2 separate regions of the Homo sapiens genome follow, and region 1 is linked to region 2. Evidence: chromatin contacts called from ENCODE Hi-C or POLR2A ChIA-PET data. All regions are on one chromosome and are shown on one strand. Each heading gives the region's core, a stretch centred on a gene start or an enhancer-like site at or near the end of the contact. The rest is flanking DNA. Distances are from core to core; before and after follow the strand shown. Region 1 overlaps LOC105379173 (a long non-coding RNA gene). Region 2 has its middle 32 kb from the start of CDC42SE2.

The links. Hi-C counts contacts between places; a loop is a spot of excess contacts on that map. ChIA-PET counts read pairs that join two places held with the same protein, here RNA polymerase II (POLR2A). Pooled maps may share reads with other maps.
Region 1: a loop to region 2 is called in a pooled map, with 2.0 times the contacts of the local background. The contact joins two enhancer-like sites. A Hi-C loop is called at or near these places in 1 of 168 maps with a recorded cell type or tissue (GM12878), 14 of 37 single-sample maps with no recorded cell type and 8 of 50 pooled maps. POLR2A ChIA-PET finds 5 or more read pairs at or near these places in 4 of 52 experiments (T-cell, activated CD4-positive, alpha-beta memory T cell, activated T-cell and 1 more).

What each region holds. Positions count from the first base shown.
Region 1 is chr5:131,391,534-131,398,611 of GRCh38, reverse strand. It overlaps LOC105379173 (a long non-coding RNA gene), which reads left to right. Exons shown (of 3, transcript XR_007058929.1): 3 at 1-3,972. It overlaps CDC42SE2 (CDC42 small effector 2), which reads right to left. Exons shown (of 5, transcript NM_001375635.1): 5 at 3,940-7,078. Among named protein-coding and RNA genes, the nearest start is that of CDC42SE2, 130 kb to the right of the region's middle. RefSeq lists an enhancer at 2,390-2,589. Within about 2 kb of position 2,389, at least 2 of the 41 ENCODE cell types and tissues checked have a DNase peak (open chromatin) inside an H3K27ac peak, as active enhancers do.
Region 2 is chr5:131,228,698-131,235,258 of GRCh38, reverse strand. It overlaps a transcript of CDC42SE2 not described here. Among named protein-coding and RNA genes, the nearest start is that of CDC42SE2, 32 kb to the left of the region's middle. Within about 2 kb of position 4,623, at least 2 of the 41 ENCODE cell types and tissues checked have a DNase peak (open chromatin) inside an H3K27ac peak, as active enhancers do.

The sequences.
Region 1 (7,078 bases), core at 1,140-3,639, 170 kb before region 2:
AACAGTTGTTCTAAAAATCTCTCATTGTTTGTTCTAATTTGGATAGAATGCCTTCTAGGTTGGCTTCAGACCTAGAAATCCTGAGATTTAATTTTATTACTGGATTTGTTCTCTATTCTTGCAGAGTGTTTTCAGGATGGGTGTGTGGAAAGTAAAGCCATTCATTGCTAGTGTAATCATCTTTATTCTGCCATCTTACTTCATTGAGAGTATGGCTGTAGACAGAATTCTAGTTCAAAATAATGTCTTCTCCAAAGTCTGAGGGAAGTGCCCCCTTTTATTCCAGACCACAGTATTGCTGTTGAGAAATCTGGTAATCTTCAAAAGTTGAAGGGATAATCAGAGAAATAATTATTTCCCAGAGCTGAATATGAGAGTCTTCAGAACAAAACGTCCTTGAGGGCTGTGAAGTGAGAAAGTATAAATGTAAAAACAAATTTTTTGAAATTTCAAGAGACTTTTTTTTAAAATCTTTTTCCTCTGAAGAGCATTTTCCTTGCTTTTTGTAAAACTCCCGTTAATCACAGATTGGACTGCCTGACCCTCTACTGTGTCCTTCACAGTAGAATGAATATTTCCTAGATTCTTTTGTTGTTGTTGAGACGGAGTGTCACTGTGTCGCCCAGGCTGGAGTGTAGTGGCACGATCTTGGCTCACTGCAACCTCCGCCTCCTGAGTTGAAGCGATTCTCCTGCCTCAGCCTCCTGAGTACCTGGGATTACAGATGTGCACCACCAAGCCTGGCTAATTTTTGTATTTTTAGTAGAGATGGGGTTTCACCATGTTGGCCAGGCTGGTCTCGAACTCCTGACCTTGTGATTTGCCCACCTCGGCCTCCCAAAGTGTTGGGATGACAGGCGTGAACCACTGTGTCCAACCCTTAGATTCTTTTTTTAAAAGAGATAGGGTCTTGCTATGTTGCCCAGGATGGACCCAAGTCCTGGGCTCAAGTGATCCATCTGCCTCACCCTCCAAAGTAGCTGGGACTACAGACATGCGTCACCATGCCCAGCTGATACTTTTCTAAAATGTCTATCTGATCATACTAGTTTCCTATAGGAATATCAGATTGAAAAGAGGGAAGAAGGGACAAAGGACTGCTTGTTTCTGTTTCTGGTTTTAGGAGTAACAGATCCTTCTATGCTATTGGCTTAGATGGTCTGTGGCCTTAATTCCATTGTGCACAGATTGGATGTGGCTGCATTTAGAGAGGGACAGTCGAGTCCCTTATTAGGTACACTTACGCTGTACCTATCCAGAGAAAATCAGGTGAGCAAAACCTACATACACTTGTGAAAAATGATAATAGGACACAATGGACATTATGGACATTGGAAAGAGATTGAACTTAAAATTACCCCATTTGGAATCTGGGTGGTTTTGCCAAAAGACAGAAGCAGAGTGGTTTTTACTTCCTTTGCAGTATTTCTGAAAAGTAAAAACAGTTTTTTGCAGAAACCCAGAAACAGCAGCTGAAATGTTTTACATACTCCCTAAGGAAGCAGCGCCCAGCAGATGAAGCCCTGCGGGAGAGCACAGCAGCAGCGGAGGCTCTGGGGGAAGGCGTGGTGTCTAAGGCAAAGGACTCTGCCAGCTTACATATTTATTTGAAAGACACAGACATAAAAAGGATGAATATGTTTATATAACTTAAAGCAATGGTTAAGAAATAGGTAACTAGGTGAGGCTCTGAAGATTTTGAAAGAAGTGTGTTACTTGCTTGCTGCTCCTTTAAGGGAGAAAAACAAAACAAAAAACATTCCCATAAGCCTAGGAATTCTTTCTGGGCCCCCAAGGCAGGTTCTCAGCTGCATTTAACTGTCTAAAGCTACTGAACTCATGAGTTCTAGTGAGTTGTAAAAGCTCTAATGAACTCCATAGCTTGGATTTACAAAATAGAAAATCTGGGGGTTAGAATGAAGCACCGGCTTTACTTTTCTGCAAAGATTACCTTCTAATGAGATGAAAATCAGCTTTCTTCAATACCAAGATCACCATTCTTTGAGAACTTCCTTATAAGGTCCCAGATCAAACACTTGATCTTACTCAGGGAGTAACTGTTTTCTTTAGTAAATGCAAAGATTTTTTTCTTCTTCTAGGCATCAAAGGCAAACCAGATACAACATTAAGATGATGGGCATTAAAAAGATGAGGTAGGGGTCAAAATGAGCCTAGAGGTTGCATATATCTACAATAAAGTTTTTTTTTTCCTTCCTGCATAGATGGAGCAGCTCATTGAAAAACACTTTTATTTTTTCAAAGATTCAGGGTCTTGCTCTGTCACCCAGGCTGAAGTGCAGAGGCACCATCGTAAGTCAAGCTCACTGTAACCTTGAACTCCAGGGCTCAAGGAATCCTGGGACAAGGTATCAAAGGCAAACCCTCATAGTCTGAGAAACACTATGAAAACCAAAAGTTAAGGTGCTACAACATAAAAAGTCAGATGAAGATGAGTAATTTAATGGTTTCATTCTTACTGGACCATTCTAGATGGAGACAAGTAGAAGGTAAAGTTTCAATGACTTCTTTTAAGTTTGTGTATAGTGTACTTTAAGCCGAGGGCACAGAATTTCCTTCGTCTTTATCAATTTTGTAGATGTTTGCGTCTTCATAAATATTAGCAATTTCTAGACTCTGATACTCTATTATTTTATAGATATTTCTTTTTGTGGTTATGTGCCCCTCCTTCAACATTTTATGCATATCCTTTAAAAACATAAGCTCACAATGTAATTGCTCTTGGTCTACCAACATCAGTTTCTTCAGATACTTTTTCATAGTTGGGATTGTCAGAATTTTATTTTGCAAAGAACTTCATTTTAAGCCAATTTCTTTTTAGAATCTTTGGATATGGGATAAGGACAAAAGTTACCAGAAGTTTTGAAATAGTCTTTCCTAATATTTGTCTTTTCTGTTTTTAGAATGTTTTGTGGCAATTCTCATAAAACAAAACCTAACTCACCTATTCTCAGTATTCGACCAGCAGAACACCTCACTTACCTGTGCACATGATCTAATGCAACGAAGAGTCCCTAACAGGTTACACCTGGTGAGTATGCAGACGTAGAGATCTTCTTTGTCTTAAAACAGGTTTTAGCTGTGGCACGGACATTTTGGACCCAATCAATCTTTGTGGTGGGGGCTGTCCTGTACATCACAGCATATTTACCAGCATCCCTACTTTCCACTCCCCAGAGCCTGCACCACCCCCTCCTCAAGCTGTGATGACCAAAACTGTCTCCTGACATTGCTCTAATGTCTCCATGGGGAGCAAAATCACTCCCTATGGGAACCAGTGTCATAAACCATTTTAGAGGCAAACTACAAACTAACTCCCCAAACTGTGATGGTGGAAATAGTCTATAACTTCCTAATACAGCAGCTGATCACTACATGACACTGCTAAGCACCTGAAATGTGGCTAAGTATGAGGAGAATTCTTAATTTAATTTCATTTTAATTAAGTCCTACATATACTATAAGGACAAGATGCTTCATCATGGAAAGCTGTGTAGATATCTGATACCTCTGTTAAAAATCATGTGGTTGATAGGCAATAAAAACTTACAGAAAGGGTTTCACCATGTTGTCCAGGCTGGTCTCAAACTATCCACCCACCTCCATCTCCAAAAGAGCTGGGATTACAGTTGTGAGTCACTGCACCAGGCATAAATGTTTTATTAGTCCTATTTCTATCCATTTAATTTTCATTCTGACTAGGTATTTGTTAAATTAAGAGGTGAACTGTGAAGTTAAAGATTACAATGATAGAAATTTAAATTCTCTTTTAAATCAAAAAGTTTTAAGTTGTTTTTTGCATGATAGGAATCATGACTGAAAATATAAGAATGCAAAAAAGGTGCTCTAACTGAATTCTGGTAAATAATTCCTTCCTTGAAAGAAAAGAAAAACTAAACAAAATTTAAAGGAAAGGCCAACCAGGATTGAAAGAAAACATTTATTGAATCAAAATCAATACTTTCTTTTTAGTATCTACAAGCCAACACAGAACTCATTTTATTCAAGAATGAACACAATGTACAAAAAAAGTATGCTTATATTATAAAAATATGTCAATTTTATCTTCTGGGTGCTTAGCAGAAGTCATTTTAAACAAAATCAAGGCAAACTTGTTCTCTATAATGAGTCTGCTATAATTTAACAACAAAGTGAAAGCTAATGTACTTACGAAGTATTTTTAAAGGCCCACTGATAATGCTGCACTGGAAATGCTAAACCCAATGTTAACTAAAGTCAACATTTCCGCTCTACGCTTACTGGCACCACTTCATGCCTACATCATGGGAAAGTACCTCTTTTACAGAATGCAGATCACTGCTAACAATCCACATGACTAAGTCTTCAGTTTCCCTTGCTTAACATTTGTTAGCATATATTTCAGCAAAGATTAACAGTATAATGAATGTTGAGTAGTAAAATCCTATTTAATTCGCTTCAATTTAAAAATGAGATATGCTGCTATGGGGAACAAATGACCTCTTGAGATTTACAACCCCCTTTATAAAAGTGGGAAAGCTGCCTCCCTAAAAAAAATTATGTCCAAGGTTAATACCGTATCTTTTTTTGTAGTTTTCTTATTTCTTGATTTTATTGGCACCTCCCAGGCACTTTGGCATGTGCTCCTGTATAAAGTGTAGTTACTGTGCCTGTAGAGTTAGTGGCAGCTGCAGAGTAGTTATAGGCTGACAAGTCCACTTTTGGCTTACCATGGAGATCTGCTCCAACACATGCTGGTCGTTGGAGCAGCAAAAAAAAAAAAAAAAAAAAAAAAAACAGCGATTTGGAAAAAGACTAAAATCATGAGTCAGGGAAAAGGATCACGGCTTCCCGTACTATTGTTCCAGGAGTTATATGACAAGTAGAAAAATTGTACTAATTTAAAGAGTCAGTCAAAATAGAAGTAGACTAAATAGCATGAGTGCTGATAATGCCAAGAAAATCCAATCTCTCTTCTAAAGAGCTTGCACACAGCACATAGCAATGTCCCTGGCCAAGAAACTGACCGTGCCTGGCTGAGCAGAATGACAACAGTACTCAGGCAAATTCCACAATGCAACATCCACTTGGTGAATCAGTGACAATGGATGAATTCAACTTACTTTAGAAGTTGTTATTAAACAAACTGCAAAATGTCTACTCCGAAGATGCAAATGTTTTTCCTTGGCAGATCCTCTCTGTGCTTGGGATTGACACAAAGGCTCAAAACTGCAAAATACAAAGATCAAGTAATCTGGTGCCCCGCTGTACTGGGTAAATTAAATTTTAAAAAGTGGAGGAGAAATGCTTTCACATTTTACCTACATAAACCTAATGTTTGTTCAGTTGCCTGTTTTGCAAGAATCTTGGACTAAGGTAAATGAAGGCAGAAGATAAAGTGATCCCTGTTCCTTTATTCCAAGTTAAAGTTTTTAATTAAGCCCCATTTGTTATATGAAATGTTAATCCTACCAAATGTAGTTAGATAGGCTTGAATTGGACATAGGATTTAAACAAACATTTTAATGAGAACACAAACCACTGACTCTGGCTTAACACCACACTCTAACAGAAAAGAAGAAACCTTTACAGAAATATTTGAAATATACAAAATTCGTGCAAGGACAAACATATTTTAGAACCTGAGCAAAGGCTTCGTACAGGTTGTTTTCACTGGCAATAATTCAGCCAGGTCGGTATGTATGTTGCTCTTGGCAACTGATGTGGCCCCTAAAATAATATGTAGAGCACAGAAAGGCCAGTGACTCTGGAGGTCTGCAGTTAGTAGTACAGGCCAGAAGTTCAAGAAACTGCTACTGGAAACAACTGGATACCATAACATTAAAAAGAAGTAAAAATAAAAGAATGAGTGCACAAAGAAACGAACAGCTAATTAATAAGATGAAGATGCTCAGGATTGGACTGGAGGAGAGTATGACCGCAACACTCAGATACATAACCACACCTGTAACCACACCTGTTTACAACCACAGGTCCTTGCTCTCAAAATAAATATATTGAACATTTACAACAGAATGAATGCCTTATGAATGCAAGCTTTTCTTTTATTGCAATTCTAATCAATCAATCAAACAGACCAAAAGGTCATACTTCTAAAATAAGCTACAAGTAATCTTTTTCTATGAAAATGATGTGACTTGGTGCCACAGCTAAACTTTATCTAATAGCAGCATCATCAGCCCATGGCAGCAAAGAAATGTTAATTTCTGGCATCCCATGGGCTCTTACCGAAGCAACAACTTCATAAAGCATGCAGATATCTATTCTGCTGAAGTTTCAAACAAACAAACAAATAAAAATGATCATTGTGCTTGTGGGTCTCATACCTTCCAAAATATACATAAATGATGGCAAATTAACAAATAATAGCAGGTCCTTGCTTTCCAATAAAATCGTAAGGCAGGGGGTCGGCAGTGAAAAGAAAAATGTTTAAAATAGAAAAAAAAAACTGCAAAATGGTGTTAGCATTCACAAAAAAGATCATGCGAAGATCAGATCCATACTGATTAAACATTGAAAATTCAGTGACAATCCAAAGAACTCTGTCCATGAGTCCAAAGGCATGCATGCCAGCTGAAGGAAATGCAGGATTCGTCTGACAGTATCTTCTTCAGAGCAGAACAGTAACATCTCACTGGAATAATCACGACAGGGTGGACAAGGTGCCATCACACTTCTTTTTTGTAATTCAAAATAAAAGCAATCACAGGACAAAAAAAAATTACAGAATAGTGGACAGAGAAAATATAGAAATTCACAATAACCCTATAAAACAAAAAAAAACTTGAAATTATTTCTACATTTTCAGGGTTTATCCTTTTTCAAAGTAGTCTTTTTAATTAATTTGAAAAGTTTATAAACAATGAAGTCTTAACTGTAAAATTACTACCCAAGAGATTATCTTTAGTATCAGTACTTTTTTGAGACAGGGTCTTGCTCTGTCACCCAGGCTGGAGCGCAGTGGCGCATTCTCAGCTGACTGCAACCCCTGCCTCCCAGGTTCAAGCAATTCTCGTGCCTCAGCCTCCTGAGTAGCTGCGATTACAGGCATGCGCCACCA
Region 2 (6,561 bases), core at 3,374-5,873:
AGATTAGCATTTGAATCAGTAAACTGAGCATTTGAATCAGTAAACTGAGTGAAGACTATTTGCCCTCACTGGCCAGGCGCGGTGGCTCACGCCTGTAATCCCAGCACTTTGGGAGGCTGAGGCAGGCAGATCACGAGGTCAGGAGTTTGAGAACAGCATGGCCAACAAGGTGAAACCGCTTCTCTACTAAAACTACAAAAAATTTAGCCAGGTGTGGTGGCGGGTGCCTGTAATCCCAGCTGCTCAGGAGGCTGAGGCAGGAGAATCACTTGAACCTGGGTGGCAGAGGTTGCAGTGAGTCGAGATCGTGCCACTGCACTATAGCCGGGCGACAGAGTGAGACTGTCTCAAAAAAAAAAAAAAAAAATTTGCCCTCACCAAGCATGCAATCTGCTGAGGGGCCCATTGGAACAAAAAGGTAGAGAAAAGACAAATTATTTCTTCTAAACTAGAATATCCATCTTCTGCTGCCCTTGGACATTGGACCACCAGCTTTTCTGGTTCTTTAGCTTCTAGAAGGCAAGAACTTTTTGGCCTCCATAATTATTGCATGAGCCAATTCCCATAACAAATCTTCTCTTTATCTATCTATCTATTTTTCTTTTTTTTTCTTTTTTTTTTTTGAGACAGAGTCTCACTCTGTCACCCAGGCTGGAGTGCAGTGGCACGATCTTGGCACACTGCAACCTCTGCCGCCCAGGTTCAAGCAATTCTCCTGCCTCAGCCTCCCGAGTAGCTGGGATTACAGGCGCCCGCCACTGCACCCAGCTAATTTTTGTATTTTTAATACAGACAGGGTTTCACCATCTTGGCCAGGCTGATCTTGAACTCCTGACCTTGTGATCCACCTGCCTGGGCCTCCCAAAGTGCTGGGATTACAGGAGTGAGCCACTGCGCCCGGCCTATCTATCTATCTATGTATTTATCTATCTATCTATCTCCTATTGATTCTGTTTATCCAGAAAACCCTAATAAGATAAGAGAAATGCAACTTAAAACTTCAATAAGATGAATTCTTTACCTATCTGATTTGCAAACAACAAATGTTTCTAATCATTGGCAAGGATATAGAGAAATCTTTTTTAAAACAATTATTTGTAAAAATTTATTCAGTGAGTTTGTAAGGTGACTAGATAGGGAAATGCTAGTTGCTGCATCAAATAAACTTCGTCATTTCATTTACTTAATACAACAGAATTTTTTTTTCTTGCACATATAATAATCTAGTGCCAGATTTCCTAGTGGTAAGAGCAGGTAAGGAAAGAGGAAAAGGTAGGGATGGAGGTCTGATCCATGAAGTCATTTAGGGACCTATAGGTTGATGGTGACTTTGTCCTCTTCAACATGAGGCTTTCAAGGTTGCCCTGAGTATCAACATCCACCAATAAAAGCAGAAAAAGTATGGAGAGGGGTACATGGGAAGTTTTAATGAGGCAGAATATAAGACGATAATGAAAGAAATTTGGAGAATTGATTGAAATTAAAACATACATGCCCTTTGATGCAGGCCCTTTAAGGAATTTATACTACAAATATACATATAGTGTGCAGAATGAGGTCTATACAAATATATTCACTAAAATATTGTTTTTAGGCCGGCATGGCAGCTTACACCTGTAATCCCAGCACTTTGGGAGGCCAGGGGCAGGGAGGATCACCTGAGGTCAGTTCGAGACCAGCTTGGCCAACAGGGTGAAACCCCATCTCTACTAAAAATACAAAAATTAGCTGGGTGTGGTGGCACATGCCTATAATCCCAGCTGCTTGGGAGACTGAGGCAGGAGAATCACTTGAACCCAGGAGGCGGAGGTTGCGGTGAGCCAAGATCGCATCACTGCACTCCTGCCTGGGTGACAGTGAGAATCTGTCCCAAAACAAAAAAATTGTTTTTAGTAGCAAAGACATTAAACAACATAAATATCCATAGTAGGTGACTGATTAAATATATTATGCTACATGCATACAATGGCCATTTTAAGAATTTTAAAACTATTGTATTATCATAAATATTTATATAAATTATAAAGAATTATAGTTATATATGTACTGATAGGAAATAATCTCCAAGAAATATTTTTAGATGGAAAAACAACATGTAGAACAGTGTGGGTCTTATGCTATCCCTTATACGAGAAAGGAAAAAATATATACAGACCCGTATGTGTTTGTATATGCACACATTACCTTTGGTGGGATATTCAAGGAGCTGGTACTAATGGTTGCCTCTGAGAAGGTGATCTTGGAAGCAAGGGACAGAGATGGGAAGAAGCCTTTCCACTGTACACCTTTTTGTAGCTTTCAAAAAATTTTTTTCTTTTTTTTTTTACTGTGTGCAGCCTAGTCAAAACATAAAATAATTAAAAATAAATTAAAATATCAGAGAACAATAATATGGAAGATGATGGGAATTAGGCAGAAAAAGCATGATGAGGATTAGTCAAAAAGAGGGTAAACACATTTTAAACTTGAGCTATTTTAAAGACGGGATAATATTTCTGTTTTGTTTTTTTTTTTTTTTTTTTTTGAGACCGAGTCTTGTTTTTGTTTCCCAGGCTGGAGTGCAGTGGCATGATCTCGGCTCACTGCAACCTCCGCCTCCTGTGTTTAAGCAATTCTCCTGCCTCAGCCTCCCAAGTACCTGGGATTACAGGCGCCCGCCAACACACCTGGCTAATGTTTGGTATTTTTAGTAGAGATGGGGTTTCATCATGTTGGTCAGGCTGGTCTCAAATCCCTGATCTTAGGTAATCCACCCGCCTCAGCCTCCCAAAGTGCTGGGATTACAGGCGTGAGCCACTGTGCCCAGGATAACATTTTAAGGTAACCACTAAAAGAATAGGTATAGGCAGGGTGTGGTGGTTCAAACCTGTAATCCTAGCACTTTGGGGAGGCCGACATGGGCAGATCACTTGAGCTCAGGAGTTCAAGACCAGCCTGGGCAACATGGAGAAACCCCGTCTCCACAAAAAACACAAAAATTAGCAGGACACAGTGGTGAACGCCTGTAGTCCCAGCTACTAGGGAGGCTGAGGTGGGAGGATCACCTGAGTTCGGGAAGTCAAGGCTGCAGTAAGCCGAGATCAAGCCACTGCCCTCCAGCCTGGGCTACTGGAGTAAGACCCTGTCTCAAAAGAAAAAAAAAATAGGTAACAAATGTACAGTAATTCTAGGGTGGGCGTGGTGGCTCACACCTGCAATCCCAGCACTTTGGGAGGCCAAGGCGGGTGGATCACTTGAAGTCAGGAGTTTGAGACCAGCCTGGCCAACGTGGTGAAACCCTGTCTCTACTAAAAATACAAGTTAGCCAGGGGTCATGGTGCGCACCTGTAATCCCAGCTGCTTGGGAGGCTGAGGCAGGAGAATCGCTTGAACCTGGGAGGTGGAGGTTGCAGTGAGTGGAGATCGTGCCACCACACTCCAGCCTGGGCGACAGAGTGAGACTCCATTTCCAAAAAAAAGAAAAAAGAAAAAAGAAAAAAAAGTATAACAATTCTAAAATAGAGAAAGGGTGAAGAAAAGTTAATGATTTCAACAGAAGGCAAAAAGGAAGAAACAAAAAGCAAAGGTAAGACTGGTAGTAATAAATTAAAATACATCAGAAATCACAATTAATGTGAACTGATTAAACTCACAAGTAAAAGACAAGATAATTTCAGATAGGCCTCTTTAGATTAACCAGCCGGCCAAACACCAGAGATATGAGAAAGGTCGTGTTAGATTAGACCATTCAGTCCCAACCAAACTGGCCCAGACCGAAAGAAACCATTCAGCCAACTCACAGAATCATAACAAACAATACATGTTTTTTTTGTTGCTTTTGCATGATTTGTTATGCAACAAAAATGATCTGATAGAGTTGGGATATTAAAATTTATTTTAAAATACTTCTAATAGTTTTATGCCACTGAATTTGAAAATCTTAAAAAAAGATAATGTTCTAGAAAAATATTAATTCCAGAAACAGATTCAAAAAGAAAAATATGAATGAAAATACAATCATTAATCTAAAACAAGTCCTCATTTAAAGTACTAGGTTTAGTGTTTTATAGGAGATTTTTAAAAAGCCAAACTTCAAATAACAATTAATCTTCCAGAGAATTAAAAAGGAGGGAGAAGACACAAACTGGTATAACTGGTATAACTTTGATACAAAATTACACAAAGACAGCAAGGAGAAAGAAAAACTAAAGGTCAATACTGCTGATAAACATTTACGTAAAATCCCTAAACAAAATGTTAGGAAATAAAATCAAGCATGTAAATACACATATAGAAAACATATACATACATGTGTGTGTATGTATGTTTATAGATGTATCATGATCAAGTAGGCTTTATAGCAGAAATGCAAAACAGGTTTAACAATGAGAAAATCTGTAATATAATTCATTATTCTCGTTAAGAGATTTAAAAAGCAAAGCTATATTAACGTCTCAATAGGTGCAGAAAACGTAAACAAACGATAAACCCCTTGGAAGACTACGAATAGACAGAAACTCCCTAATGTGAAGGAGAATACTGTGAAATTTATTTGACTTTTAGTTTTCGGTTTCTTTCCTGCATTTGCATTTTCTCTTCTCTATCACTGGAGGGCTGGAAGGCTGACAACTACATTTCCCATGTTCCCTTGCTGTGGTTTGGTTCAATTCTGTCAGTAGGAGACAATGGTGGGGATTTAAAAGGTGGCAAAGGGAGAGAATCCATTTGTTTTCTTCTGCAGCAGCCTCTAGCAGCAGAAATAGCTGTGCTGCAGCTGCTCAGAAGCACAGACTTCCTGGGCTTGGAGTGACACCATTTTTCACTTTTTTGCCCCTTCGCCTTTTCAATAATTTTGTAATTAATTCCCCGAGCTAACTTTCCTGTTTGAAATACTTAAGTGGTTTACATTTTCAAAAATTGGTTAATAATTGAAATAGGTATCCAGTAAACTGCAACAAACATCATTATGAGTGGTGAAACAGTAGAAAAATTTCCTTTGAAGACAAGTACAGGACAAAGATGCCTGCCCTTAATGCTTTCCAGTGAACATTGTACTGGAAGCCTTAGATTCAGCAATAGGACAAGCCCAAAGGAAATTATGCGAAATTAAAAGGAGGCGACAGAATTGTCATTAGAACAAGTAGGATGCTCAGCAACCTTCTAGTGCTTCTGGGTACTAGATCATTAAATAAAATCAATACCATGCTTATAAATGATATTGGAAAGGTTTTATTTCTTAAATGAAAAGAAAGGATATTCAAAGAAAACATGGTAAAATGATAGTGTTAAATCTTGGCTCTGTGTACATAGATAGATACCTGTTACAGTTTTCTTTTTTCTTTTTTTGAGACAAGGTCTTGCTCTCTCACCCAGGCTGGAGTGCAGTGGCGTAATCTTGACTCACTGCAACCTCTATATGCCAGGCTCAAGTGATCTTCCCACCTCAGCTCCCTGAGTAGCTGGGACTACAGGCTCGTGCCACCATGCGTGGCTAATTTTTGTATTCTTAATAGAGATGGGGTTTCCCCATGTTGCCTAGGCTGGTCTCAAACTCCTGGGCTCAGGAGATCCACTCACCTTGGCCTCCCAAAGTGCTGGGATTATAGGCATGAACCACTATGCCCGGCCTTTCTCTCTTCTTTATTTAAAAACAAACAAACAACCTACTTTAGGTCAGAGCTCCAAGTTTTCTTAAATTGCTAAAAAAACAATTACTGAGTAAATTAGCCAGGTGCATTGGCACCTGCCCATAGTCTCAGCTACTTGGGAGGCTGAGGCGGGAGAATTGCTTGAGCCCAAGAGCTCAAGACCATTTCAGGCAACACAGTGAGACTCCCTTCTCAATTAAAATAATAATAATAATAATAACAAAAATAAAATTACATAGTAAATTAAATTACAGGCTACAGGAAGAAATTGTATAGGGTTAATTAATGTTCAGTTTATATTAAATAAAAGAAAAATAGGCTGGGTGCAGCGGCTCATGCCTGTAATCCTAGAACTTTGGGAGGCTGGGGTGGGAGGATCACTTAAGTCCATGAGTTTGAGATCAGTCTGGACAACATAGCAAGAACCCGATCTCTAAAAACACACATACACACACACACACACACCCCATAAGGTAATTATAAGTCTATGTAGTTTTTTAAATTTCTAGGAATGAGAGCCTGGTTCTCTCCATGAGAATGAGTTGATTTTGCTCCACACAGTAGCATTCTGGGACTTCAGAAACTTCAGGATATACTTCTGAAAGAACCTCAGGATTGTATTAGTCTGCTCCAGCTGCCCCAACAAAATACCACACACTGGATGGCTTAAACAGCAGAAATTAATTTTCTCAGAGTTCTAGAAGCTAGAAGTCCAAGATCAAGATTCTAGCCAATTTAGTTTCTGGTGAGAGCTGTCTTCCTGGCTTGCAGACAGCTGCCTTCTTGCTGTGTCCTCACATGGCCTTCCTTGGTGCATGTGCTCAAGGGAGCAAGTTAGCAAACTCTCTGTTGTTTCTTCTTATAAACCCATCCTTATGGTCACATAACCTCAATCACTTCCTCAGCGGCCCCTTACCAAATAGAGCCACACTGG